Regions from separate parts of the Homo sapiens genome. Here region 2 is linked to region 1. Evidence: chromatin loops called from intact Hi-C (ENCODE). Cell type or tissue: sigmoid colon. All regions are shown on one strand. Each heading gives the region's core, and the rest is flanking DNA. Links, peaks and the distances in the headings are about the cores only.

Evidence for each region. A loop is a pair of places that touch in the nucleus more often than their neighbours do. Peaks named below come from ENCODE experiments on the same cell type or tissue, not always from the same donor. Only the 100,000 strongest peaks of a DNase experiment are listed, where the experiment ranks them.
Region 2: it touches region 1 in a loop (2.2-fold over the local background); 7 of 110 quality-filtered maps call a loop at or near these places.

The regions. Positions count from the first base shown.
Region 1 is chr3:172,252,126-172,262,107 of GRCh38, forward strand. All of the region lies in intron 6 of FNDC3B (fibronectin type III domain containing 3B), which reads left to right. Among named protein-coding and RNA genes, the nearest start is that of GHSR, 190 kb to the right of the region's middle. RefSeq lists a silencer at 3,983-4,178. In sigmoid colon, for the core only: no CTCF peak of the experiment used is centred there; DNase peaks (open chromatin) are centred at 4,346, 6,826 and 7,287; H3K27ac peaks cover 2,243 bases.
Region 2 is chr3:172,311,064-172,321,045 of GRCh38, forward strand. All of the region lies in intron 11 of FNDC3B (fibronectin type III domain containing 3B), which reads left to right. Among named protein-coding and RNA genes, the nearest start is that of GHSR, 130 kb to the right of the region's middle. RefSeq lists an enhancer at 3,623-4,521. In sigmoid colon, for the core only: no CTCF peak of the experiment used is centred there; DNase peaks (open chromatin) are centred at 4,648, 4,858, 7,168 and 8,812; H3K27ac peaks cover 5,251 bases.

The DNA of each region.
Region 1 (9,982 bases), core at 578-8,577:
CTTTTTGTAGATGAATCTCTTGGGTAGATCAGTTCATTTGGAGGAAGGTTTATGTGTTTAAATGAAGTTTTGGAGGTAGTTTAGAGAGAACCTATTTTGATGCCACATAAGGAAAAACAGTGGCTATTTCTATAGGCATAGGGAAGAATGACTTAAGTGAGGCAAAAAAGGTAGCATTTGGATAAGGTAGGTGAGTTTATAGATATAAATGACTGGAAAACAAAGACTTGAACAACTTTTAAACATAAGATCAATTATTTCAAGTAGATTCCCTTTTTCATTCACAATCACATTCTCACAGACACAGTCCCAGTTTCTACCTGACTGAGATGCAGTAAGGAATCTGATTATAACACTCATTGATTATAACACTCATTGAATTTATGGATTCCTTACTGCATCTCATTCAGGTAGAAAAAGGGACTGTGTCTGTGAGAATGTGATTGTGAATGAAAAAGATGGAATATGTGTATTTTTGAGTGTCTATGGAAGAGCTTCTGACAAGAGAGAGGAAGATTAGGTAAAATGAAATATCGCCGTCGGCATTTCCCCCTACGTTATTTGGGTGAGTGAATTTCAGCCTGAGAGAGGAATAGTAAGATACAGTGAAATGTGAATAGATCATGTGTTCTTTTAATTTGAATTATGTATTCTTTTCTCTATTTTCCAAACTCTGCAATTATCACGTTATTCTTATAACTCTTAAACAAAACATAAATCAATATCATACAAAAGAAAGCAAAGATTCAAGAGACTTTTACACAACTCTTAAGGGAAGATGCTGGGTCTCATATAAAATAATTTTTAGTCAAATGATACTGTAATTTCTAAGTTTGAAATTAGTTTATTAGCAATGTTACAATTTAACCATGACTATACAAGAACTCATACTAAAAAAAATTATGAATAGATTTTCCTGAAGAGAATTTTTATCCGAAGAAAAACGAGAGAGAATGTATAAATTGTCCAGAGAGCTTACGAGGTTTGAAGTACTTTGATTACTTGACTCATTCTTTAATAATTTTCACCTTGCCTTGCACCAAAACTGATTTAAGGGAAATGACTTAGACACAAAGAAGCAGATAAAATAAATGTAAGCATTAAGGAGCCGAAAGATGATAAGGGAAGGAAAATATTAATAAGATGAAGCAGGGTTCCAGTAGCATTGCTTGATGTGAGCCATATATTTTGTTTTCAGCCTCCTGGTTGTCACAGCAAAAAGGCAAACGTGAATCACATAGTGTAGACGAAGAATAAAACACTTCTTGTTCATGGGGTCCATCAAGTGGCTCACAATGTTTCAGTTGTGTCTGCCTCAAAATGTGGTTGTTGGCTCCTAGGATCCCAAAAGGCTTTTTCCTTCTTTCTCATCCTTACAGTGTATCTCCTGCTGGAGTTTACTGCGGCTGACATCTAAATCTGTGCCCCGGAAACAGACTTCTTAACTGATTCTTAAGTTTCCAGTGCCACCTGATTAATCTAAAACTATACTTAATACTAGTATGATAAACCTAATAGGTTCATATGTGGTTTGCACAAGAGTAGAATATATACCTAACCATAACATGTGACTTGTGTGTGTTTTTTGTTTTTGTTTTTTTTATGTAATGTTTTACTTAGGTTAAGTTGTTCTCATGGCCAGAAGAGAGAAATCTTTTTACTTTTTTTTTTTGAGATGGAGTCTTGCCCTGTCACGCAGGCTGGAGTGCAGTGGTGTGATCTCAGCTCACTGCAACCTCCGCCTCCCAGGTTCAAACCATTCTCCTGCCTCACTCTCCTGAGTAGCTGGAATTACAGGCATGTGCCACCACACCCTGCTAATTTTTGTATTTTTGGTAGAGATGGGGTTTTGCCATGTTGGCCAGGGTGGTCTCAAACTCATGACCTCAGGTGATCTGCCCACCTCGGCCTCCTTCTTTTTACTTTATAATTCCTTTGCCTTTGAGTTAATTTGCTTGAATAATTTAACTTTTTATCACTTACAAAAAACAAATCTTTAAAAAAAGACTAAGTTTGTGCCTGGTCCTGTGGTAAAACTAAGCACATGTAAAAGAAGCAAACAACTCATGTTAATATAAATACATGTATTAAAAAGATGCGGATACCTTAATTTCTCTCTTGAGGTCTAGTTCACTCAGTTAACTATGCTTCAGAAACTTTAAAGCAATAGAGATTCATGGACTCCATTTTAGACCTACTAAATCAGAATCTTCATACCACTTTTGACTTCATGTTTTTTTTTTTAATCAAACCTCCATTGGGGATAATGTATAATCAGCCAAGATAGAAAATTATTATACTATCATAGTAATAAGGATGGTTAACCAAGTTGTACACAGTATGGAATAGGGACTGTATCTGTTTTATTCATCATTCTCTCCCTCCTTCTAGTACCTGACACATAGTAGGTACTCAGTATATATTGTTAAATGAGTCCTGTTTTCTTAATTGCCTTGTTTTCCAGAGTAAGCCTTCTTTTTGAACACACAAAGCTATTGTACCATTTCCTTTTCCTGGAACAAAGTGTTGCATTGCTCAAGGAAACTGCTCTGTGGCTAGCCTCCCCTTTCATTTACTGTTACCTTCAGGAAAACAGGCATGACAGAGGCCCATAGTACACTCTGAGAAATATGGGATCTCTGTCTTCTTGCACTCCCTTGGAGCTAATGGTGTGATGTGAGCCGAGAACAGTTGGGGCTTTAGTATTAGACATATAGTACTTGGCTTAGAATTGGGCTTTGTTACTTACTATTTCCTTTTAGTTTTCCCTGAATTTCCATGTTCACTTTGTAAAATGGGCATTTTAATTTCCATTATTAAATATTAAAAATACCCTTGCTTTAGTTCTTAACACTTTAATATAATGGTAACCCTTATGACTTGAATATTCTTGTCTCTCTCATCTTTAGGACTCCTGTTATTATAGGATCACCTCTCATCTGAGATAGCTGCCTCTCAAAGTAGGCATCTCTCTACTCTCCATCTGGCAGCCTTTTCCCTTCCCTTCATGCTCCATTCCCCTCACCCCAGCTCCCTACATTTCTTCTTTAAGCCAGAAGTGGCTTCCTTTGCTTAAACCCGTCTTATATTTTGAAAGCTAAACCCTGCATTCCTGGACCACTGTCTCTGAAAGTTGCTTCCAGGCTCTTTTTTTTCTTTTGAGACGGAATTTCACTCTTGTTGCCCAGGCCGGAGTGCAATGGCGTGACCTCAGCTCACTGCAACCTCTGCCTCCCAGGTTCAAGCGATTCTTCTGCCTCAGCCTCCCGAGTAGCTAGGATTACAGGCGCACACCACCATGCTTGGCTAACTTTTTGCATTTTTAGTAGAGATGGCGTTTCACCATGTTGGCCAGGCTTGTTTTGAACTCCTGACCTCAGGTGATTCACCCACCTCGGCCTCCCAAAGTGCTGGGATGACAAGCGTGAGCCACTGCGTCTGGCAAATTTTTTTGTATTCTTAGTAAAGGCGGGGTTTTGCCATGTTGGCCAGGCTGGCCTTGACTCCTGGTCTCCAACTCCTGGCCTCAGCCTCCCAAAGTGTTGGGATTACAGGCGTGAGCCACTGTGCCTGGACACTTCCAGGCTCTTTTAAGAAAGGTTGCCACTGGGTAGAAACGTACAGATACCTTGGGGTCCTCTCTGGTGGAATTGGTACCAGATCTCACACATCTCCTCGTCACCTCGTCCTAGGGCACTTCCAGCTCTGAGTGAGAAAGAACTCTGGTGCACAGCCTCTTGGGACTTCCTTTCTCATGGTCCCTGGTGTCTCCTCATACGTTTCTTAGGATTTTCTTTGCTCCCTCTGAACCTTAAGAGACTGCCCAGAAGGGCCACCTTATGGTTTAAGATGTGTGATTATTCATTTTCCTCTCCAGTGCATCCTCTCTTGTGACTACAGTTAAATAGATCTCAACATTTTAATTCCTTCCTTGAGAACCTTTGTGGTGCTCCCCACTGTCTAGAGAATAAAGTCTAAACTGCATGATATGACACATACTCACCTCTTGTGGCCCTTCACATTTCCCCACCAGACATGCGGTGTTCTGCCCCATTTTGTGAATATGCCTCATTCCCCTTTTTTGGCCTGTCCTTCCAGTTCCTCTGCCTAGCAAACTCCAACTCAGGCCTTCAAGAGCCAGCTCAGTTATCACCTCCTCTGTGAAGCCTGCCTGTCTCTCCAACATATTATGATGGCAGATAAGTTAAGGGAAAATATTTCAAGAGTTTTTGCCTTCCTTTTCTCTTCCTCTCCCAGCATTTCATTTTAGAACAGTGCTTGGGCATCCAGTCCACAGATGTTCAAGGACAGGAATGGAAAAATTTGTTCTTGTGTACGGAGTATTATGCAAGAGCTGGGCCTTGAGCCTGTTCTGTGGCCAAAACCCAGTTAAAATAGTCACATTGCCTTTCACTGCAGAAGCTAAAGAAGTTTCTGTTGCTCTTCATTGAGTGAGAAGGAAGCTTCATTTCTTCCATTTTATTCTTGATAAAAAAACCAAAGCACACAATATTTTAAGGAAGTTATTGAGTGGGATACAGTGAGTCAGGATCCAGTTTTCTAACTGAAATCCTTCAATTTTCAGCCAGTTATAGCCCCTCAGAAAGCAGTTAGGTTATCTGCTAATATTGTTATAGAAATAATTAGGTGAATTTAGAGTAAAAAACAAAAGCTTTGATGAGGATCCACTGTTTAATTTTAAAAGACCTAAGTAGTCTCAATAATATGTATGTGTGTGTGTTTGTGTGTATATGTGGGCAGATGGTGAAGGGAGAGGAAATCAAGAGTGTAAAGTCACAATTTCCAAACTTTTTTTTTTTTTTGAGACAGAATCTGGCTCTGTCGCCCAGGCTGGAGTGCGGTGGCGCAATTTCGGCTCACTGAGACCTCCACCTCCCAGGTTATAAGCAATTCTCCTGGGATTACAGGCACCTGCCACCATGCCTGGCTAATTTTTGTATTTTTAGTGGAGATGGGGTTTCGCCATGATGGCCAGGCTGGTCTTGAACTCCTGACCTCAGGTGATCCACCCACTTCAGCCTTCCAAAGTGCTGGGATTACAGGTGTGAGCCACTGCGCCTGGCCTCCAAACACTTTTTTATGTATAAAAATTTGCTGTGTGCAGTTGACATTGTTGACTTTCACTTTGTTCCTGGGGCTTACCCTAAGAGTGAGGATGTCTTTTTCATATATGACTTTTACATTTTAAAAACAGAATGGAATTGTAAGATTTTAAATAATCGGCGTTCTGGACTGTGTGACATAGAACATGTCATTTCACTAAGCCGTGGTTTCCCTTTCAGTAAAATGAACAGGTGAGTTACAGTCAGTGATTTTCAAAATCTTATCAATGAGCACATTGCCTCTCTTTTCAGGCAATCTTGTGTGGATTACCAGTTTTAAATACAGTATCCCTTCACCCCTACCACATCACACGCATTCATACACACACACACACACACACACACACACACACACACACACGCACTCTGAAAGCAGACAGCACTAGAACTCCAGTGGTTTGAGTGGAGGACCTGGGTCCTTGTCACCCTCCACAAGGCTTTCCCAGGGATCCAGCCCTCACCTGGGTCCTGGCTACTCATGGGCTCAGACCAGCAGTATCAGTACCATCTAGAAGCTTGTGAGACATGTACCCTTATGACCTGCCCCAGACCTACTGAATACAGGCTGTGTAGGTGGGGCCCACCAATCTATGTTTCATCAGGCACTCCAGGTAATAATAAGCCACAGTAGCATTTGAGAACTGCTGGCTCTTTGAGTGCCAAGCAATTTTTAACCAAGATTTTAAATGGCAGGGGTGGGAAAGCGGCGGGTGGGAGGCATTCAGTTGGAACACTTGGTTTAAGTTGAAGTATGTTCCTTGTACTATCTGTATCATGATAAATATATACTAGTGATGGAAGAGTTCCTTTTGTGTGACTAACATATAGGTAGCAGCTTATGTGAACTCTTCTAGAAGTCATACTGCCATATGGGAAAAATTGGGACAAAGTGGCAAGAATTCCAAATACGGAAGAAAATGAACGTACAGCATACTCTTGGCATTTGACCTTTGGAATTGTTAACAATCCAAAGACTCAGTTGCATTTTAGATCACATTCCACGACATAGACTCACAGGTTCTGGTTATGATACCGAAAGCCAGTGATGAGGGCATTATTCTTGTGCATTTGTCTTTCAGAGTTCGCAGATTGCTTTCTGACTCCAGCAGTGTTCCTTATTACCGGTTCTTTGTATTCTAATTCTTTCTCAGGTGGTCCTCCCTGGCATTTTTTCTCTTACTATTCTTATATTTTGTGATCATTGCTCAGAAACCAGAATCAGACTACAGCTTTACTTCCCCCAAAGCAGCAAGAAAGTGTATTCACAATAACAGTAATTATTCATAATGAGAAGTCACAGCGCACCAAGGTTTGGGATGGCGTTTTTTCCCTCTGGGGGTCTGAGACTGTGGATATTTTTGGGTCCTTGGAGTCTATCCTTTTGCTGAATGGCTTGGGCTCTGGGAGGGCATAGCAGCATCCACCTGCGCAGGGCTGACAGTGGTTTCCTTTGTCTGGAATGACGTGCTTAATGTTAATAAGGTCTGGAATGTTGGGAGTCAAGACAGATTTTCTTTTGGAATCTCTTTGGTCTTGGCTCCCTGTAACAGATAATGCTTGTGCTTTTCTGTTTTCTGATTAAAGTAGGATATTTAGTAGGGCTTTTGCACTTCACAAGTGGCAGATTTCCTCTTTCTCTTGTAAGCTTTTTCTGTCTTGTGAGCACATATCCTAGGCATGCTCAGACGAGGTGTTTTGGAAGGCTGGAGTTGGCAGGGTTCTTCTTTTCCCCCAGAGTATCTGCTTCCCTTACTGCATTTGAACACTGTACTGTTTCTAGATACATTTTTAATATTGCTTTATCTCTCAAGTCTATAGGTGATGATGAATCCTGTGTTTTTTCACCTGTCTATAGCTGCATATAAATTCTGAGTATTGCAAAAATATCAAGAAAACATGAGAAAAGTTAAAAGTGAGCTCAGGTCAGTGGAATTCATCCATCTGGCTGCCAATTACAGTCTGAAAAGTAAAAATAGTCCAAACAAGCCCAAATAACTTTTATTTTTTCAAAGGACAGTGGGGACCCCTGGATTAGAATGCAAGAGACATGAGGCATTCTTCTTGGCAGGAAACTGGACAATTAACATCGCCACTTCCATTTCAAGCGTAGGCTGCCAGATCTCTCTGCTTAGTTATAGAGGCCTCTGAGTGACTCTAGTTAGGGGCCGAGCGCACTTGAACGCCTTGCAACTGTCTATGTGTGGGATGGAGATAGTTCTGGGGACAGAAGCCTGTTTCATAAGGAGCATGCTGCTCATTAACATGCGCTTTCTGACTTGGGCCTTATCCTGCAGGCCCAAGGCTGGAGAAATCAAACTGTGAATAACTACTTTTCTGTAAGACCCCTTTATGATGATTTTTTTCCCTCTTACTGGGATGTTGATTTTACTAGTGCAAAGGCAAATTTACAGCTCAACAAAGAGGAAACCATGGTGGCCCAAATTGTTAATTAGTAGAGTATATAATTGTCTTTATTAAGTTACATCACTTATCCTATCTTTTGCCTTTTGCCCTTTCCCCCTCGTATTTTTGTTGCAATCTGGAATGTTTTAAAGATGTTTACTACATGATTCTTTCAACAGGCAAAATGAGATATTTTTGTCATGTCAAGTTAAGAAGTCTTAACCCATTAAATCATACTTGAAGCTTCACATTTTTCACTTGCATATAAAGACAAAAAGCATGCAAAAATAATTCGTTGAGTTTTCTTTTGAAATGAATGTTCACCAGAAGTTTGAGGTCAGAATTTTGATTAGTTTTTACCATATGTAGTACTGAACTCTGTAAACCCATGTTATTTTCTCTGCCTTTTTGCTTTCTTGGGAACTGATCATGACAGCATTTAGATGACATCAGAACCCATGTTGGTAAAATAAATGTCATCCCAAAGAACCCTTTAAACAGCAGGTATAAGTGATGATATGGTTTGTTTCTGGTATATTTGTAACCTTCAATTTTATTGATTTGAAACTTCTATATGTTATTTCTTTCATTTAGCTAAGTTGAATTCTGAATTTAACTGGGTTAGAGATCGTCATCACAAAAGTGCCATACTCAGAAGCATATTTAAAATATGTACTAGTTGGGACCTTGCAGATCTTGGTTTAGTCTCAATTCAGCCACTTGGGAACTATGTGCCCTTGGGCATGATAGTTCATCTTTCAAGGCTTCATTTCTTTCTTGTATGTAGAAAATAGGGGTAATTAATGGCATCTCTTTCAGAGGACTATCATCAGCTCTTAGTACAATTTCAGACACTAAGTGCTTTAAAAATGTAGTGGTATTGGTGAAGAAAGACCATGAGATTTTTTCCTTGTGAGAACTGCTTTCTGTGGGCCATTTTATTATAACCTCAGCTTGTGAGCATGCCCATCAGAATGCTGTTGGGCAAGGCGTCCTGCAGGCTGGGTCAGTGTTAAGTAATAGTGAATGCCAAGGACTTGAGATAGGGGAGAGTTCAGAGGGGCATCCACTCCCCAAAAAAGGTTCTCGGACTATTGCCAACCCACAAACAACCTGCTGAATTCTGGGCAAGAATAAAATGCAGTCCTCTCTCCGTGCTTTTTCCCTGTCACCTCTCTGGTTGAATTCTCTGTGTGAGCCCACAGAATGGGGTCTGACAGGCCTGCTTGATTCTGTTTGAACCCACTCAGCAAATTAACCACTCTAAGTTACTTTGCTAAAAGGGGGAGATTTCAGGGGACATTAGCTGGAGGCGATGGGCAAACAACAACTTCTCTATATTTATTTTTCTCCCACCCACATTCCTTGCATTAGGGCAATTAGTTAAGCTAGATGGATAAACTAACTGGGTAACCCACTAAATTTCCAAGTCTTTCACAACCTTTCCTTACACCTGGCAACTTGTACACCATGTCTTCCGCATTCTGTGGGCTGCATAGACCTGCCCTGCTACATTGCGGAAGGGGTCAGCACTAGGTTTAAGTAGATCATGGGGGTGGCGAGGCATCATGGAGGCTGACTACCAGGTATGTCGAGGTGGAAACCATTTCTGTTAATACCTTATCTGAAAGAGTCTCAGCATTTGTGATGGAATTTTGGCAAATTTCCTGCTGCTATGTCAACATCGATTTTGTCATTGCTTCTCCTTCTGTGGAATGGAGCTCTAGGATCTTTACATAAACTGCAGTGTCAAGAGGCAGGGTGTTGAACTTCTGGTTTTGTATGATCAGTATTGTAATGTGATAATTATAGTCTATACTACAAATATGTTCATTATTCTTCATGCTTTCTGCCATGGTCAGCTGTGGCTTTTATTTTAAATTTAATTTGCTCAACCAGACACACAGTGTAGCAGACGCTATTACCGTATTTCAGTTTTTGGTGCTGTAGTGAGACTTTGAAATTCTAGGAATTGAGTAGATAACACAAGTGTGATGTGGGAAAGGTCCCTGGGAAACAACAGTGATTCTATTAGGCTGGTGCACAAATAATTGTGGGTTTTGCCATTACTGTTGTACCCACATAATAGCTCAGTGCATGCAATTTACAAAGTAATAAGTGAAATGCTCCCCATAGTTGACTATAACATTTCCTCATTTTTCTCTGAATTTGCTTTTTAAAAAACTCTTCCCCTTGCCATTCCCTTCCCCATTCCAGATTGTAACTGCTTCTTTCCAGCTGCATCAGAAGAAGGGGACTTTCCATGTAGGTGTTATTCTCAGAAAAGGCCAGAAAAGACCAGGTCATGGTGGGGATGATTTGCTCCAAGCATAAAAGAGAATTGTGATGGTTCAGGAAGACTGGAAAATAACGAGACTGGAAAGAAATGAGAAGGGCTTCAGAGGAATGGCACATTGAAATAAAAGGAAGTGGTAAGAACAGGAAAACAAGTGGAA
Region 2 (9,982 bases), core at 1,053-9,052, 59 kb after region 1:
GTTGTGTATTGAAATATATGTACCTGGCTTATTTGCAAGCACTACTGCTGAAAGAAAAAAAGTGGGGTCTTATCTATTTTGGATCTCCAGTGTCTAGCCAGCCAATAATTTGTATTAAAAATTGACTGCTTTGTCATCTTGACTGCTCAGATGATTTTGATAAGGTAAAACACACTGCCGCTTGGAAAGCATAATTTGCTTTTCCTTTTTGAATGCCATGTATGTACTTTGGTGTTACACTGTTGAGTGGCCTCTGTGAGAGCAGAGCAGTACATAGAAGTCACATTCTACCCATGTGCGAGTGCCCTGTGGGTTAGAATGTCCTGTATCGGATGCCCCCCTTGCTGTTCATGTCACCAGAGGCCCTTGGAAGGTATCTACGGTGGAGTGTCCTTATTCTCAAAGCCACTGTGTGCCAACTGGTGGACCCAGTGCATTTCTGGCCTAGCTAACTCTACACACAGAATCTCAGGCAGGAAACACTTGACCTAGAAGCCTTTCATTTCTAAAAAGCAACTGTAGGTCGGGCGCGATGACTCACGCCTGTAATCCCAGCACTTTGGGAGGCCAAGGCAGGTGGATCACGAGGTCAGGAGATCAAGACCATCCTGGCTAACACGATGAAACACCGTCTCTACTAAAAATACAAAAAAAAAAAAAAAAAATTAGCCGGGCGTAGTGGCGGGCGCCTGTAGTCCCAGCTACTCGGGAGGCTGAGGCAGGAGAATGCTGTGAACCCAGGAGGCAGAGCTTGCAGTGAGCCGAGATCGCACCACTGCACTCTAGCCTGGGCGACAGAGCAAGACTCCGTCTCAAAAAGAAAAAAAAAAAAAAGCAACTGTACTTTTTGTTCCTGTAGATCTTAATTGTATTTATTCATTTGCCCCCACTTTATGCTTTCTCTGGTTGAGAAATTGGCTAAGGATTTTAAGAATAAGAAATGTGGAATTTGGGGAGAAATGCAAGTTAGCTAGCCTTCGTGACTTAAATTTGGAGAGATTGAAAGATTTAGAACTTAGGCAAAAAATGACTTGGCAAGTATGGAAAAATATTTTAACCAAATGTAAAATGAAAACTGGATGGAATTCCCATGATGAAATTTTGATGTGAAAGAGAGGTCCGTCATCACTTTCTGCAGAAGCATATTTTCCCATCTGGGTTGCATCTGAACAGCTAGAGTTCCAAGTTACCCAGAACAACCGTCTGTTGTTCTTAGGATCGTTTCGAATAGCTTGTACATGCAGGTTGGTAAAATCTCAGCCTTAACCCGTACATTCTACAGATTAGGTGGATTTCATTTTAAGGTGGTTAATTAGAAAGTGAAACCACCTCTCCAGCCCTTAGAGGTTTTTATAGTCAGTCAGGAATGTTGGAAAGAAACTCGAATGACCTGTGAGCATATAGTAACATCTTCCCATCTCTTCCTCTTTGTAAGGACAGGTGACCGTTTAATGAAAGTCTCTTTTTATATGTTGATTTGTTGCACTCACCTTGTTTTTTCTCATGTCTCGAGGTTCACCAGTACAGAAAAGGCATTTTTTTTTTCAGTTATCTTCTTAGGGCACTGTGTGTGTATGTGCGTGCGTGCATGCACACACTCGTGCATGCATATGAATCCTGTGTTTTTTTACTGCTTCTCTGCCTAAGACCGTGAGTTCCTAAGTTAAGGAAGGCCAAAAAAGTTGAATACATACCTCAGTGGGAAACCTCCAAAGAAAACTCGGGTGCTGCAGGAAATGGTAACTCAGTTACCATTGCTCAGTTCCTCATCCCTTCCCTTAGAATTTGAAGTGAGAGTGTCGTAGCTGATGATGCTGAGAGGAAGGATGCCACAGCCTCTGCTGAAACAGGACAGGCCACGTCTGATGACTTTTTATGTTCAGCATGGTCCATTACAGGCTAGCGGTCAAAAAATGTTAAATGGCTGAGTTTTGCCCTCTACCTTTCTCCTACTTGATCTCCTTCCAGCTTTTCCTCTCACTTTTCTTAATTCCCTTCCCTCTTCTTTCCCCTTTTTCTCTCCCACCTTCAAATTCCTGCTGGTATCAGCTCTGTTGAGCTTTGCTGAAGATTCCAGGTTAATCGACTCTCATCCACCATGGATCTTTTGCCAACACAGGAATCCTTTTACATTCTGTGGCTTCATGTCCACTTTCTAGACATCTCCTGCCCCCTCAATTCTAAGGCACTCCCTTGCCTTTGGGTGCAACGAGCTTCCTGGCAGGAGAGGATAATTGAAGGAACACCAAGATTAGGAAATATGGGTTCTGTTCTGAGTTTTATGCTGGGCAGCTTGACCTCTCTGGTCCTTAGTTTTTTCCATCTGTGAAATGGTGAATAGATTAGTTCACCAGCTTGTGTGCATTTACATTATTTATGCTCTCACAAAACAGATTATTTAGGATTGTCTCTTCTGACAAGAGAATATTTGGAATCATTTTCACTGTTCATTAATTATTTCAGCATTTATGGAGTGTGCTCCTCAGTAGTCCACATTGCACATTGTCCTGTGAGGGATCTGTGACGTAGTAAAGATAACTGTGATAGCTGTGATAGCTGAAAAAGCAAACGTACGCCTATCCTCTTGTGCTTTTAAGCAGACACAAATAAAACACGTTGCCATATGCTTCTCAAATTGTTCTGTCCAGTAGCTTCTTTGCTTTGTATTATACCCCTCTCATTTCCCATCCCCTTATAAAGATGAAAAAATGGTGCTATCGGGTTTCCTGGCAATGAGAATTCAAGCAGTAGTAACAAGTTCATTCCTGCCCATCCTGTCATTTCAGAAGTGAAGTTTCTGACAGAACAGTCTGGCAGTCTGTGTTTCTAAATTTAGAGCTAAGTTGAGGATCAGTAGCACTCTTGAGAGTAGCTCACTTGGGTTGGTCTTTGGGTCCCACATTCCTATGCTATACAGGCCTTAGCTTCAAGAAGGAAACAGGAGAACGGCATCTGGTCTGTAGGAAGTGTGAACACATAAGGCTCTGGCCATCCCTCTGAATCCTTCTGCTGGTAGTTTCTACAGCCAGGTGCATCTCTTTGGTACCAGGACTGTTTCCAGACTCTGCCTTAATAGAAGGCAGTGAGGCAGGAGAATGGGAAGTGGATGTTTTGCTGGAATCACCCTTTCCCCACCCCTCCCCTCTCTAAGAGCCACAGCTCTCCCCTCCTCTCCTCTTCAAGGATATCTGCTCCAGCCACACACCCATAAACCTGTCTGCCATCCAGGGGGCTGAAGAAACAAACTTAGATTGCAGAAAGTTTTTGAGGTGCACAGAGACACAAATCACTGCCTGAGAGTGAGACAGTGCTGCTCAGAGTCTTGAAGAAGGTTGTGTTCAGGCATAGCACTCTTCCCTGTCTCTGCTCTGGCACCTGGTCTGAGAATCATGACTTTGAGGTGAGGTTGCCTCATCTCCATATATGCAACCACTAATGTCCAGGTATCCCCTGCAGCCCCATATTTTTATTACAGTATAACAGCATGGATTAGAGTTCCAGAATACTTTAGTCTTTTGTTGTTTGTAATCACCTTTGCAATAAAATGAGTAGAGTAAAATTTTGAAAGTGTTGGTTAAACAAGAAGACAGGGCATCAAGCCCAGCTTTCAAGCCTCTTAAAAAAAGACTTGCATGGAAAAAGAGCAGCAGCCTTTATTTCTGCTGAGATTAGGAATGCTGTGCCGAGTTGACCTTCATGGGAAGATCCACCTTAATCAGCAGCTAACTATATGCTGGGCTCTGAAGTACAAGGGCAGGTGGAACCCTAATGGGGAGCAGAAAACAGAAACGCATTACAGTACAGGGGAAATCTGATCCACCATCTCTCCTCTCTTAAATTCACTGTCATTAATTTTGCATCACTGTAGCATAGAATTCACTTGGAAATTACTCATTAATAGTTCTATACTAGGGTTAACTGCCTGTTATTTCTCCATTAATAACTAACTAGACAACATCTTAATTTTTAAATCAATACAAGAAGTTACTATGACTATGAAATGGTAATTAGCAGCTAAAAACGGAATTTACAGCCGGGCGCGGTGGCTCACGCCTGTAATCCTAGCACTTTGGGAGGCCCAGACGGGTGGATTGCCTGAGCTCAGGAGTTCGAGACCAGCCTGGGCAACACGGTGAAACCTCGTCTCTACTAAAATACAAAAAATTAGCTGGGCATGACAGTGGGCGCCTATAGTCCCAGCTACTTGGGAGGCTGAGGCAGGAGAATTGCTAGAACCCGGGAAGCAGAGGTTGCAGTGAGCCAAGATTGCACCACTGCGCTCCAGCCTGGGCGACAGAGCGAGACTTGTCTCTGAAAAGAAAAAAAAGGAATTTACAGGTGTCATTGGCTTTTCAGCTGTGGCCTTCAGTTTCGATTTTCACCTGAAACAGGTCAGTTTTTATTACTTGAGAAGGTGTGGCCATTCCTTGCCAAGTTCCCTTGTGGTGACTCGTGAGCTTTAGTGTTTAGAGCCATGGGGTTTAATAACTGACCCCGCATTTTTGTAGATTTTTAGCCGCTTTCCTCCTTCAGGAGACACCCCATTAGGAGCAGAAAGGCAGAAGGTCATTTTCAAGTCTTTTTCACTTGAACGTTAGATGAGTCACATCACATTTTTATTTCAGTGTCCCCGCCCCCGTGTTTACACTTTAATCTACAAGCACTTGTCATTCTGATGGGTAGCAGAAAGCAGATCAGAAGCTCCTAAAAAGGAGCTTGGTTAACAGCAAAACAATGACTAGATGCTAGATTTTTCAAGGTATAGGTTCTTTCCACAATGGAGAGTCAGTGAGAGGGGGAAGGCGGACACCATGCTTGAGACACTATACCCGTTGGCCGCACCCACACTAATCCCTTTGACTGCCCATCTTTTTTGGGCACCCTTCCAAGCTACATTGACCCTGCATTGCTTCTCTTTTCCTTCTTCTTTCTTCTTCTTTTTTTTTTTTTTTTTTTTTTTTGAGATGGAGTTTTACTCTTGTTGCCCAGGCTGGAGTGCAACGGCACAATCTCAGCTCACTGCAACCTCTGTCTCTCAGGTTCAAGCGATTCCCCTGCCTCGGCCACTCGAGCAGCTGAGATTACAGGCGTCTGCCACCACACCCAGCTAATTTTTATATTTTTAGTATGTTTCACCATGTTGGCCAGGATGGTCTCCAACTCCTGACCTCAGGTGATCACCCAGCTCAGTTTCCCAAAGTGCTGGGATTACAGGTGTGAGCCACCATGCCCAGCCCTGCTTCTTTTCTTGATGACATATCACTATCTAGCAGAGGTGGGAGTTTTTCTCTAGAAGAAGCTATGGGAGAAGGATTGAGGATATAGAGGGCTCTAGGTTAGGGAAGGGCTTTTAGGAAAAAAAAAACTAGGAACCTCTGGGTTGAGTCATTCATAAATGTCTGCCCAGTCTGTTTTAATGTTCCTAAACAGATCGTGATCTGGCCTTATTCTTGAAAACTTGAGTAAAGGAGTGAATTTTAATGGGCAAATAAGAACTTTTTATTTTAGAAAAAATTAGTTACATAAAGAAAGTATTTATGCAAAGTTGGCTTGTTTTAAGTTCTGCCTTAAGATATTGTTTTAATTTGAACCATACAGAACACTAACTGGTGCTGCTGCAGCTGTCAGAACAAATACAGGTCACCTAAGATCTTGCTATGAATATGTGGCATGGATTCATATTGATGATATATATCAATGATATGATGTTTATCTAAAGAAACCTGAATTAATCGTCTCAGCTTTGTCTCTGTCTTCATCCATTTTGTGCTGCTGTAACAGAATACCTGAGACTGGTTACTTTATAAAGAACAGAGATGTATTTCTTACAGTTCTGCAAGCTGGGAAGTTCAAGGTCAAGGACTTGTATCTGGCAAGGGCCTTCTTGCTGTGTCCTCCCATAATAGAAGACAGGAGGGCAAGACAGCGCAAGCGTGAGAGAGGGAAGGGAACCAAACTCGTCTTTTTATCAGGAACCCACTCCTGTGATAACAAACTCACTCCTGTCAAAATGGCAATGCATTTGTGAGGATAGAGCCCTTGTGACCTAATCACCTTTTCAAGGAAAAAAAAATGACCACCTCTCAACATGTTGCATTGGGGATTAATTTTCTTTTTCTTTTTTTCTTTTTTTTTTTTGAGACAGAGTCTTGCTCTGTCGCCCAGGCTGGAGTGCAGTGGTGCGATCTCAGCTCACTGCAACGTCTGCCTCCCGGGTTCACGCCTTTCTCCTGCCTCAGCCTCCCGAGTAACTGGGACTACAGGCGCCTGCCACCACGCCCAGCTAATTTTTTTGTATTTTTAATAGAGACGGGGTTTCACCATGTTAGCCAGCATGGTCTCGATCTCCTGACCTCGTGATCCGCCTGCCTCGGCCTCCCAAAGTGCTGGGATTACAGGCGTGAGCCACCACGCCCGGCCGGGGATTAATTTTCTAACACATAAACATGGGGGACACATTCAAACCATAACAGTTTCTAGTTACTCATGGTATACCCCAAGCAGGTAATTTAACGCCTTAGCCTCGGCCTTTCCACTGGAAAAACAGTGTCAGTTATCTCACGGGTACGTAAGACTGAATGAGATAAGTTGGACAACAGCCGATTCAGTGTAACGATTGTTCCATATTGTTGATATAAGTTTACCTAAGCAGATGCTAAGATCTGAGATAGGGACAGTCAACAATTAGAACAATCATGTATAAGGAATATGACATTCTTCTGTCAGGAACTTAAACAAGAGCCCTGAGGTTTATGTCACTTGTTTGAACTAAATAAAAACTGATGTTAGTGCTATCGATGGATGTTAACTTGCTATTAGCCTAACTTCTGGACATGACATGCAGGGCACAGAATAACCAGAAAAAGCACTTTGTGGGAATGTGACTACTGGAGTCCCCAAAAACCTTCCTCACTTGTGACCCAGCTAGCCCAAAAGGAAGTTCACATCTGGATACACAGAATAACCAGAAAAAGAGCTTTGTGGGAATGTGACTACTGGAGTTCCCAAAAACCTTCCTTACTCATGACTCAGCTAGCCCAAAAGGAAGTTCACATTTGGTTTCCCTGGTGACTAATGAGCCAACACAGCTGTAAAACACAGTGGACTAAGAATGAAACAGATGCCACAGAAATCAGGGGAAGCATAATTAAAAGTTGAGAGAGGAGAAAAGGCCAGCAGCCGGTAGAACCCATGCCCCTGGGGAGCCATTAGCAGGTCAGGCCAGGCCAGGCAGGCCCAGCAGTCCTGTCACAGAAACCTCCTGAAGCAGGTGGCCAGCCCCAGATTGCAGCTTCTTGGACTTCTGTATCATTCAGGAGGAGCCTTGTTTAGGGATTGAGTTGGCCCCGTAGAAGATAATCAGTAAGAGATCAATTAATCAGACTCCTGCTTAGCTCAAGTGTTGAATAGTTCATATGGATGATCTCTCATAATCCTTCTGAGTGAATTTGCACAAACCTTTTCTGGTTAGATAACAACTGTTCTGAGAATGAAGGGAATGGAGCAGCTACAAGCACAGTAATTAACTAGGTCCCACAGCATGGATGAAGAGAGCCCCCTGAGAATTTGCTTGACTCCAGCTCTCTAAGGTGCCACACTGCCTTAGGGTGGACAGTGTGTTGGTTGGTTTCATGACAAAAGCCAGGAAGGTCAGCTTTCATTCCCCTGCCCAGGCCCACATGCACTTTGGTCATTCTTGGCAACTGTGGGGATTGGAAAGTGGGGTTCTAAGTTCATTTTGGCTCTGTCCATCAGAGACCATCTTTCACATGAGTGCCCACTGCCATGTCTTACGGTTGTTTCAGAAAGCCAAGAGAATTGCTGCCCCACTATAGCTGCTATTGAAGGAAACTAAGCCAGGAAGGATTGAATAACTCAGAGGCATCTTTAGGTGCCACTTCATGATTAAAAGGAGCCCCCTCTTTTAGGGACCTCAGTCTCAGAGATCCACACACCTGTAGCAGATTCTCTGCCTTCTCTCTTTTACCATTTCTCGCATGTGTACATGATGAGGTTGTGTGTTTGGGAAGCAAACTTGATGTGGAGCTTCTTGCTGAGGCTAAATTATAAATCTCCTCTTGGTTCCTGACACCTGATTTATCAACTCGCCTTTGTCATGGCTTCTCATCGTGAGCTGGAAGAAGACTGCCTTGGGCCTTCACTAGGTGGATGGACCAACCCCATCCATCCCTTGGTTCATTTGTAAATTGTACTAACAGTCTGTTCTGAAATTAGGCCCTCGGCTCCCTTGCTCCCCCTTCCCTGAGACAGTCTTAACACATCGATCCTCTCAAAGCATTTGAAAACAGATGAACCTCAATATTTGGAGAAATACATAGGAAAATTTTCTTTGTGTGTTTGTTTAAACCAGAAGACCTAGTGATCATCCTTGGCTATTTCAGGCAGCCAAGCCTCCCCTCTTACAGAAAAGCTAGTGTGCTGAGGGATAAAATGCCTCCCTGTTTATTTGGTAACATGGAACCACAAATCATCCCACCCACTTTTCTTACCTTTGAAACATCCTCTGTGCCAGAGCGTGCAATAAAATGAAAGAGGCGTCCCTGGGGGAAGAGTGGGGTTTGGCACGAGGAACTTCTGAGTCCACCCAAATGCAGAGTGTCCCTCCCTCCCTGTTAGGAGCCTCTTATATATGGTTATGCTGAACACATACGTGCTCTTTTATTTCTGAAGCCAACATTGGTCTTTGATGTTGCCTAGGATCAGCCGGTGCTGGAACAGCTTCTAAATATAGACACTCTAGCAGACTAAATCTTAGAGTCTGGCCGTAGTTCAGTTGGCCAGTGCAACTTTATTTTTTATGTATTGTTGCCGTTTCTGACAGGTTGAACTATACTATTAACAGAGAATGGCCAGCCCAGAATCCTTCAGCCCATGTCTGGATTCAGCAGCCATGGGCCACAAGCACGTGACAACTGATAACCAAATTCATGGAACTTATTTAGCAGACAGTCATCAAACCTGGTAAGAGCAGCTCAGGAAGGCAGCAGGCATGGCTGTGGAAGAATCTGAAAGAGGCCGGGCTCAGTGGCTGACACCTGTAACCCCAGTACTTTGGGAGGCCGAGGCAGGTGGATCACCTGAGGTCAGGAGTTTGAGACCAGCCTGACCAACATGGTGAAACCCTGTCTCTACTAAAAATACAAAAATTAGCCGGGCATGGTGGCGCACTCCTGTAATCCCAGTTGCTTGGGAGGCTGAGGCAGGAGAATCGCTTGAACCTGGGAGGCGGAGGTTGAGGTGAGCCGAGATCATTCCACTGCACTCCAGCCTGGGTGACAGGGTGAGACTCTGACTCAAAAAAAACAAAAAAATCTGAAAGAGAAGGAGGACAGTGGAAAGATACCACACATCAAGAAAACATCAGGAGGAGTAAGTCACAAGACCAAAGGGAGAAAGTTCACCATGAATTCCAGCATCCTTGTGTTGGCCATTCTTAATCTTGTGCCAGGAATGAAGCAGTTATAAAGAGGAACAGGAAGTATCGTTTCCAATCTATTAATTTAAAAGCAGTTGAAAATATCAGCCAGCTTCATCTGTTAGTGCCAGCGGTGTTGGAAATACCCACTTCTAGTGTTGTTAGTGCCAGGGTAATTAGAAATGTTAGTCAGGGCAGCCACAGCCCCCACAGTCTACAGAATTACACTGGCAGGAAAACACTGTAGCCTGAATTAATTGGGATGTGTGTGAGTTACATGTATAGAATGAGCCATGAGTTGTGTTCCTTAATGGGAAACCAGCCCATTTAGAGGATTCATCTTCCCAAGTACTGAGGAAAGCTTTATGAGGATACTAAGTTAGTAAAGAAGAAAAATTAACTTGAAAAAGTTCTTTTGTTGTTGTTTTCAGTCTTTCAACTACACACTTTTACAAATCAACACAACAAATATATTTTTAAACATACTCTAAATATTAGTTGCATTTTATGATCTTAATCAAATACTTTTTATATACTTAGCTGCCA